Regions from separate parts of the Mus musculus genome. Here region 2 is linked to region 1. The links are chromatin loops, found by intact Hi-C in ENCODE. Cell type or tissue: left cerebral cortex. All regions are shown on one strand.

Evidence for each region. Hi-C counts contacts between places; a loop is a spot of excess contacts. Peaks named below come from ENCODE experiments on the same cell type or tissue, not always from the same donor. Only the 100,000 strongest peaks of a DNase experiment are listed, where the experiment ranks them.
Region 2: a loop joins it to region 1, with 5 times the contacts of the local background. A loop is called at or near these places in 2 of 42 quality-filtered maps.

The regions. Positions count from the first base shown.
Region 1 is chr13:49,170,552-49,175,551 of GRCm38, forward strand. All of the region lies in intron 1 of Gm40943 (a long non-coding RNA gene), which reads right to left. Among named protein-coding and RNA genes, the nearest start is that of Gm40942, 9.4 kb to the left of the region's middle. In left cerebral cortex, CTCF peaks have their summits at 2,856 (motif pointing left) and 3,055; DNase peaks (open chromatin) are centred at 225, 1,360, 2,011 and 2,844; H3K27ac peaks cover 2,064 bases.
Region 2 is chr13:49,013,350-49,018,349 of GRCm38, forward strand. No RefSeq gene overlaps it. Among named protein-coding and RNA genes, the nearest start is that of Fam120aos, 48 kb to the left of the region's middle. In left cerebral cortex, CTCF peaks have their summits at 2,225 and 3,329; DNase peaks (open chromatin) are centred at 2,280 and 3,166; H3K4me3 peaks cover 702 bases; H3K27ac peaks cover 1,563 bases.

The DNA.
Region 1 (5,000 bases):
CCCTGAAAAACAGGTAGAAGCCCTCAGGAAGGATGCAAAAATTCAGGAGTGTGAGCAAGGCCTTCCGTTCATCCGTGCACATGGAAAGAACATTTCTCTGTGTGTTTGACTCACACATTTGCACAGAGACACTCCGGGAAGAAACAGACCTGAATTCAAAAATAAGCGTGCTTGCCTGGGAGAGTTGGGGGCTGAGCAGGTGGAGTCATTTTAGAATCCAAACAGTCACTTGATATGGCTATTCCAAAAATGAAGTTGAAACGGAGGATGCCGAACACATCCTGCAACTGGTGACAGGCAAGGCTCAGTGAGAACACCGAAAACCATCAAGATGGACGCTCTGCGTGGGCGGACCGTGTGCCACGAGAATTCTACTGCAACTTGTCTATTAGAGAAAAAGGAAGAGGTGGGGGCATGGCTCAGTGGTAGAGCACCTGATTAAAAGCCCCCACCCCTGGTAGTGAGGGGTTGGGTTGCCTTGGCATTAGGGCATCTGCCTAGCACCGCACCCAGTGAGGAGCACCTGCCAAGAATCACCCAGTGAGGGCCTTGGGGTGTGTTTCAGCAGAGAATGCTTGTTTAGTATTCAGGAGGCCCTGGGTCCCCAATACTGCAAAAAGAAAAAAGAAGGGAAAAAGAGATAAGGGAGTGGAAGGAAGAGGAGTGGAGGAGGAAAAAAAGGAGAGGGGAGGTCTGTTGGGCTGAGCGCTGTTTAATGGGACACTTGAGGCAGATGGCACAAGCAATGGGTGTCTACAGTGTGATGGGGTCAGAGACCTGCAGAAGGATGGATTCGCTTGACCTTGCACAAACCAGGGCACTCAAGTGTCAGTTGGTGCGGAACCCCTGCAGACCACTGCTGAGCACAAAAGGAGCTCTCCAGATCTGAAGTTCTAAGGCAGAAGACATTTTGAACTTGCTCCCAGTGATGGTATTTCTGGGCCCACTTAGTGAACCACTGGCCTCCATAGCCTCTGGTCACACTGGGGACCTCAGGAACAAGAAGACAGTTTCACAATAGACCACTGAATTTCAGGCTGTATAATTGGGCTATACTGTGTAAGGTTCAGACGTTACTAGAACTGGCTAAATAAAATACAGGTCTGTGTCATAGAGGTGGCTCAATGGCCATTTCATCCTTCCTGAGACCCAAAAAAACCTCAACTTTTGGTTGAAAACAACTGCAATAGAAACTGCCATCTCCCAAATTCTCTTGTAGCTAGGTAGAGCTGCCCAAGGCCAGTCTGGCCATTGGATGTAAGTAAGGGCATCTAGAAAGTTCCAGAAAGCTCCAAGAGTATGTGTGTGTGGGGGAGTGCCTTTCTTTTTCTCATTCCTTGTTGCTGGCTGAGCTGAAAGCTAGATGTCTGGAACACAAGCATCTCTGTGGGGGCAGGAAGTGGGGTTATCTCCTGAGACTAGCCAAGGAGGAAGAGAGGAAAGTGAGTTCCTAAGGGTGTGCTATTCCCACCCCCAGCCTTTCCTGAACCTCAGCGTGGTTTTTAATGCTCAGGAAGAAATGTCTTATTAAGAACTGGTGCTTCACTTTTTGTGGTACTCACAGTCACACTGGGCCCTGAATGGCAAAATGTATGCAGTGCCTGCCCTGGGGCCTGGCACATATAAGATGCCAACTGAGCATCTGACCAAGTCACACAGCTATGACCAGAACTAGAAAGGGCTGGATCTAGACGGCATCTTTAGGACTCCTGTGAGGCTGGGAAACAAAGAGACAAGGAAAATTAAAAATCCTACACAGCCCCCGCTGTAGCCCGGGGCCCGAGGGGTCATGAGCTACCAACCTTCAAAGGCCACGCTGCCCACACAATGATCGTCCCAGCTGGCACAGGGCATCACCTAACAAGAAGCCATGTGTCAGCCGCACGCCTCTCTGACCACACGGTCTGCCCATTGCATGCGTTTTTCCTCTGGGTGATGTGTGCACCAGCTCTCTTTTCCTGGCCATCTGCTGTTTGGGTGGCAGGCAAGCCCTCTAGGTGCCAACAGAATGGCAGCCAGTGACAGGAACAGCTCCACAGGAAAATGGGGCTGTGTGTGGGAGGCCCAAATGTTGGACTACAGCCTACAGGGTGGACAGGGTGCCAGGTATGGGAACTGGTATCGTCAGCATCCCAGCCCAGGGTCTGACTGAGCCTTAGTCTCCAGATCCCAGAGTGAGTACTTCTATATGGGAATGTTTATGGGAGAACTGAGAGTGGAGAGACATTTGAGAGGTGGGGCGGGAGTGAGGACCACTAAAGTCACAGTCAATGTCACCCCAGCCTAGCACCAGCAAACTTCTAAGCACGTATGCAGGCTCTGGAGGGCTCCATTTCCGGTCATTCTGAGCTTCACTCTGTCCTAACACTGAGCAGGTGCCAGGGGGTGACCCTTACCCTCCCCCCACCCCCACCCCCCATCATCTCTTCACTCACTGGGTAGCATGTTGTATCTGCCCCTGTGCATGACATAATCAAGACATGGGTAGAACTCACTTGGCCATCAGCAGATGACGAGGTAAGCGACTTACTTGTCTATCCACATTCTATTCAACCCTGAAAAGGAAGGAAGTCCAGACTCTGACATGCTATGTGGACACTGTGGGGGTTGGGAAAAAGAAGTCAGTTCCAGGAGAACCACACGGTGTGTAGCTTTACTGAAATGAGGTCTCTAGAGTGGTCAGAACCAGGGAAACAAAATAAGCAGATTGGGGCTGTTGCCAGCTTTTAGTTTATGGGAAAATGAAAGGGTCTAGAGATTTGTAGCATCGCTGAGCACGAAAGGCCTGGGAAAGGTCCCAGCCAGGAGCACAGAGGAGCCCGGCGTCCCACAGCGTCTCAGCGCCCTCTGCTGGTCAAGTCTGGTGAAGCGCTCAGCGGGAAGAACTGCAGTACCTTGGAGCCTGAAGGCCAGCAGGGGATTAGAGGCCTCTGAAAAGTGCAACCCTGAAATGTGGTTAACTGGACTTCATGAAATTGGGTTATCAGAAGCCACCATTAAGAAAATGAGAGAAGGGCTGGAGAGATGGGCTTAGCGGTTAAGAGCACTGACTGCTCTTTCAGAGGTCCTGAGTTCAACTCCCAGCAACCACATGGTGGCTCACAACCATCTATAATGGGATCTGATGCCCTCTTCTGGTGTGTCTGAAGACGGCAACCGTGTTCTCATACATTAAATGAATAAATAAACCTTTAAAAAGAAAAAAAAAAAAAGGAAACAGAGAAGACAGGCAAGCGGGATGTGGGTCTCAGCCTCTTAGGAAGGGAGGGGTGAGATGCTGGGGTACAGGACGGGGAAAAAGATTTATAAAACATGTATCAGAAAAAGATATGTCAATAATATAAAGACTTGAAAAAAACAACACAGAAAAGATGAAAAACTAAGTTTTTAGATTTAGAAACCACAAAGAGATGTGAAAGTCAGGCCTGTGGCAAACACCTGGAATCCCAGCCTCTCCATAGAGAGCAGGAGAGTTGTGAGCTCAAGAGCAACCTGGACAACCTGATGAGAACTGCCTCAACATAAGGGTGGCCCTTGTCTAGCATGTATCTGACCCTCTGTTCGATCCCTAGTACCAAACCAAGGAAAGGGATGGGGGAGGGGGAGAAGAGGAAGAGGAGAAGGAGGTAGAGAAAGAGGAGAAAGAGGAGCTACAGCAGATTTAAGAACAGCTAGTGGGGGCTGAGAGGTAACTCGGGTTAAAAGCACTGGCTGCTCTTCCAGAAGACCCAGGTTCAATCCCCAGCACCCACATGTCTGCTTACAAACCATCTCTAACTCTAGTTCCAGGGCATCCAATGCCTCCTCTTGGGATCTAAAGGCACCAGGAATGCACATGTTGCAAAACAACCAAATACAAAACAACCAAATACAGCAGCTAGTCCACGCTCTGCCTCAAGCGTCTCCCGGGGAGAAGAAGGGCTCGTGCAGAGTATAACTGCACAGTCTCCCATCTGCATCTGATCCTTCCCCTCAGCTACCTGGGTAGAGCTGCGGGCTGGCAGAGGCAGAACTCCACCCGACCCCCGACTCCCCACCCAGCCTGTCTCTTTGAGTCCTTCACAGGATGCTGTGATGGCTGGCATTCTGTCACCACCTGCAGCCCCAGGGCAGAAGGGAACCGAGGGAACACACATTCCCTCAGGATTGGCTGGGGTCTCACAGAGGCTGCAGTCCAGATGGTGTTGGGCTGGGGTTCTGCCTTCCAGGTGAATCTTGCTTAGGATAAGTTGGTCCTGCTATGCATTCACATGGGTGCCTCCCGGGGCTTCTTGAGTCACCTCTGCTGTGACATGTCGGCCACACAAACCAGCCCTAAGTTACTCCAAGAAACGATCCCACTAGATCTGAGTATAGGAGCAAGGACCACCAGCCACCGAGTCAAGAATCGGCTTTTTAGAAATTAATTATTGAGGCTGGAGAGATAGCTCGGTGGTTAAGAGCACTGACTGCTCTTCCAGAGATCCTGAGTTCAATTCTCAACAACCACATGGTGGCTCACAACCATCTGTAACGGGATCCGATGCCCTCTTCTGGTGTGTCTGAAGACAGCTACAGTGTACTCACATACATTACATAAATAAATAAATACATCTTTTTTTTTTTAAAGAAATTCTTTAATCAGCTAAAGACGTGCACAGTCAGCTACTAGAAGTTAGCTCCATCATTTTTAGAAGACATGATGAAAAGAGACAGTAACAGTGACAATCAGGTTGGATAAGCCATGGAGTGACCATAAAATAGAATAAAATAGAGTTGTCTATGGTTGTATGCCACAAAATAATGTTTTGACATGTGAGGTCACCACGGTGCCTGTATTCCTAGCATCCATCTGAGAGACTGAAGCCAGGGGATTGGAAATCAGCTTTGGCTACACAGTGAGAGCCTGTCTCAAAAAATAAATGTTATGGCTTGGAAAGATGCGGCCACAGAACATGGTTTAAGGAGAAAGTGGCACAGATGGAAAGATTCTTGTGTTGCAACGGATCCTCATCGGAAGG
Region 2 (5,000 bases), 160 kb before region 1:
CTTTTCTGCTTGAGGATTTTTCCCCCTTCTGAGATTTACAATGAGACACTACAGTGTCCCAGCAGGGAGATGGCTTCAAGTGTGGGTCCACAAAGCTGCCATTCTCAACTCACCCACAGTGACACATTCCAGAAAGCCAGTGACTGTCTGGTTTCCTTACAGGTGGCCATTCCAATGTGATGACGAGCCTTAGCTCCTGTGTGCTGTGTCTGCCCTCTCCCATACTCACTTGCCTTGCAACCTCCATTGAAGTGGATACAAAAGAAACTACTTTCCCCACTACTTGTTAGTAAAGAGTGGTGACCCGAAACAGGAAGTCCTACCTTTGTTCTTTTGTTATTCTGTTTCTTAGAGTGCCGGAGGATCCAGTTTGGGGCTGGGCAAATACTCTCAATGAACTCCAACCAGCCTCAGTCCTTGCTTTCCAGAGAAGACTCACTGTATAGCCCAGGCTGGTCTGGAACACCTGGTCCTCCTGTCCGCTGGGGTCACCCTCCTGTCCACTGGGGTCACATACCTGTGCCACCAGAGCAGGCTCACCCCTTGGTTCCTGAACAACACTTGCTCTCAGCGTTGACTCCTGCGTTGACAGTGTAACCCTTCGCTGCTTGAGCTGCTGTCCCTTCCCTGCTTGCTTACATTTTGTCTTTGGAAAGTCTGTGGTTGTGAATGCTCCTGCGGGCTTGAACTCTCATGGGGGGGGTGGGGGGGGATGTTTCACATCTTCTCTTTGTATTTTGAGAAACCTGATTATGTTGTGCATTAAGTTTTCAGTCTCTTTTCTTGTATTTAGGGGTGTGCCAGGCTTTTAAAAATTATGGGTTTACAAATTTTATCAAAAAATTTAAAATGAAGTAAGTAAAAGTATTTCTTATGTTCACCTAACTCTTTGGGAATAGCGTGTTAACTTCCTGTTGCTGTGACAAAAAAATGCATGGGTTAAAGAACTTAAAAAAGATAATTTGGGCCTGTGGTTTTAGGGATTCAGTTCATAGTCGATTGGCTTTGCTGGTTTTGGACATGTGTGAAGGCTGAAGACCCTGGAGTTAGGCAGATTCCCTGACAGACAGACAGACAGGAAAAGAGGCCATGACTAGTTAATAAAAACAGTGGGCTTCCAATATGGCAGGCTCCTTCTTCAACTTCCTGACCTATGGCAAGAGCCTGGCAGATTCAAACAAAGGCCTGGAGAGCTTTTCCCTGCTAGTAGGGCCCCCTGCCCATCCACCATGTGGACTGGTCTGACAAGTCCAAGGCTAGACCAGGATGTGTTTACCCTAAACTGGTGGGCCTATCAGCCTCCCTGTCTTTGTCCAACCCCAAATTGGGAGGGAAGACCCTGAAAAGCACAGCCCTCACCGGGACACTGGACTTCTGCTTCCCAAGCTAGCCCCCACCCCCACCCCCCACCCCCGCTTTGCAGAGCCTCTTCTTTCTGCTGTGCCCGAGGTTTCCCCCATTGCTACCTGCTGCACTTGAGGTCTTTCTATTGTGTTTATAAAAAGATAAAGAGAGAAGGAATATGTTTTGGAGAGGTGTAGTCAGGTGTGGGGGAAGGGGGTGCCTCTGCAGACCCATGCTGAGGCATCCCTTCCCCCTGAGGGACCAGCCACACCAAGGTATAGTATAGAGTTTATTCAGGGCATGGGGAGGGGAGTTGAGAGGGTAGTAGAGACAGAGAAAGACAGACAGACGGAGAGAGACAGGGAGGGGAAGGGGAGGGAGGGAGAGAGGGAGGGGGAGAGAGAGAGAGAGAGAGAGAGAGAGAAGAGAAAAGAGGAGAGGGGAGGAGAGGAGAAGGAAGGAAGGAAGGAAGGAGAAGGGAGGGGAGGAGAGGAGAAGAGGCGGGCCATGAGCACGTGGAGAGAAAGGGTAGGTAAGAGAATGGAGAGAGGGGAAAGGGGAAAGGACAGAGTGGGAGCAAGAAGACATGAGCAAGAAAGAGAGGAGAGGGCAAGCAGCCCCTTTTATAGTGAGTCAGGCACACCTGGCTGTTGCCAGATAACTGTGGGGCGGAGCTTAGACAAAACGCTAACACTTTTCCTTCCGGCTAGTTTTTTAACTGGTATAGAAAATGAACCTGATCGAGACCTCTAGCCGGTAACACAGAGGAGGCCTGTTCACCTTCTGGCAGCTGAGGAGAGAGTGGGGGAGGTGCAGGAGTGTCTCAACATCCCCTTCAAAGGCCCGCCCCTCAACGACCTAACTTTCTCCCTCTAAACTCCACCACCAGGAGGTTCCACTGCCTGGGATGGACCGGGCTTCCCGCAGACCGTACTGCACGTAGCAGCTGTGAGCTACATGCAAATTATTCTGCTTGAAATCTTCTCACTGTTCATCCACATGTTGTTGGTCATTTTAATAATTCTTTTGTTTGTGTACGTACGTGTTCCTCTGTGTCTGGGCTCCGTGCGTGCTTGTGTTCATTGGCTGTGTGTTACAGATGTGGATGCCAGGGACCCAAACCCAGAACTACAAGAACAGCAAAGCATCCTAACTGGTGAACTGTATCTCCAGCCCAGACAGTTGCTTTTTTTTTTTTTTTTTTTTTTTTGCAGCTGAGGCCCGTAGGGTTCGAGTTGTTCGAGTCCTTAACTGGAAACGCTCAAGGAGGTGGTATTTGTGCTGCAGGCCTTGGAGCCTTCTGTGTGAAACACACGGTGCCTGTGTGGCTCACTGGTGGTAGAATCATTCCTTTTTCCAGAGCTCAGAGTGCTTTTGGGGGGGAGGGAGGGATTTCGTTGTATTAAAAGCGCGGCTTTTGCTGGCACAGCACACTGTAGAAATGGATCTCCGCTTTGAAGAGGAAGGACGCAAAGCACTCTACCTTCATACGCGAAGGGGAAATGTGTCTCTCTGTCAAGTGCACGTTCTTAAAGCATCGCCTCCAGGGGCTCTCCTGGCTGTCCAGATACAGGAGGCGAGGGAATTTGGAAGAAAATTAAACACGAAGACATGGCAGTCTGCGTGCTGTGAGACATGAATTCTCTCTTGGCACGTGTGACGGGGCAGCTACAAGAAAATGAATACGGTGTTCCTAGTGCCAGGCTGTCTTGTGAATAAAGAGCCTTTAGTCCGGGAGAGGCGCGGTGTGACGCGCGCTTTCCATCTGGTGGGCCAGTTTCCAGGCCAGCTTAGTCTTGGTGCCTGCCCTGCCCCCGCTTCTGGGGATACGCCAGCCGCTGCATTAGTGATGCCCGCAGCCTCAACCCATGAGTCCCCTCCCTGCCCACCACCCTTGAGGGCCTCTCAGTCAGCAAGCTCAGAGCCTGAGGCAGCCCTGGTTCTCTTGTGTCTGGGATATACATGGTTTACAGCTTGAAGCTGTCATGCCTGGATCGCTCAGCAGGCTTGGCTTATTTTTCCAAGTGCCACCAACTGTGAAGTCACGTGTCAGCTACACAGCTTGCATTTGGGGCAACAAATAAGAAAGGGAGCAGAGGCTAACTCATGAATGAGTCTTCTTGTATACATTAAAATGAATAATCATTTAGTTCAACTCTAAAAACCTATCTTTTAAATTAACCTATCTTTAATATTATCCTTTCTTCTTTTCCTTTTTTTTTTTTTTTTTTTTTTTTGAGACAGTCTCACTATGTAGCCCTGAACTCACAGAAATCTGGCTACCTGTGCCTCCTGAGAGCTGGGATTAAAAGCATGAACATGCTTAGCTAATTTCTCAGCTAATTTTTATACTTTTTAAATAAATGATTTATTTATTATTATATGTAAGTACACTGTAGCTGTCTTCAGACACACCAGAAGAGGGCATCAGATTTCATTACGGGTGGTTGTGAGCCACCATGTGGTTCCTGGGATTTGAACTCAGGACCTCTGGAAGAGCAGTCAGTGCTCTTAACCGCAGAGCCATCTCTCCAGCCCCTAATTTATATACTTTAAGCATAGAATTATTTTTTTTCTCCCACCAGAAAAAAAAAAAGTTTGAGGATCTATAATTGGCCTGAAAACATAATGTCTATAAATAAGATTTCTTTTTACTATACCGTCTTAGTTAGGGTTTTACAGCTATGAACAGACACCATGACCAATGCAACTCTTGTAAGCATAACATTTAATTGGGGCTGGCTTATAGGTTTAGAGGCTTAGTCCCTTATCTTCAAGGTGGGAGCATGGCAGCATCTAGGCAGGCATGGTGTAGGAGGGGCCAAAAGTTCTACATCTTCAACTGAAGGCTGCTAGGAGAAGACTGGCTCCCACATGAGTAGGAGGAGGGTCTCATTGCTCACCCCCACAGTAAGATGCTTTCTCCAGCAAGGCCACACCTATTCCAATAAGGCCACACTTCCAAATAGTGCCACTCCCTGGGCCAAGCATATTTGAACCACCACATATGGTCTGGGGTGTCTTTCAGTGTGGGGTACTTCCTTCCTGTGGTGATTCGAATGAGAATGTCCTCCATAGGCTCAGATGTTCGTATATTTGATCCCCACTTGGTGGAACTGTTTGGGAAGGATTAGGGGTAATGGCCTTTTTGGAGATGGTGTGTCACTGGGAGTAGGAGGGGCTTTGAGGTTTCAAAAACCCACACCTTGTCCAATCTGGCTCACTCTCTGCCTGCTGCCTGTGGATCTGAATATAGGGTCTCAGTTACTGCTCCAGTTCCATGCCTGCCTGTCTGCTGCCCTGCTCCCTGCAGCAAGTGTATGATGGTCACGGACTAAGCCTATGACACTGTAAGTAATCCCCAATTAAATGCTTCATTTTATGAGTTTTCTTGGTTATGGTGTCACTTCACCAAATGCTTGAGTTTGATTCCCGCATGCACACACACACACACACACACACACACACACACACACTCAAATTAGGCATATACCTCTTCATTGTGAAAATTTAGGAAAGTGATGGAGAGATGGCTCAGTGGGTAAGAGCACTGACTGTTCTAGAGGACCTGGATTCACTTTCCAGCATCTACATGGTACCTTACAACTGACTGTAACTCCAGATCTAGGGGATCTGATAGCCTTTTCTTGCATCTG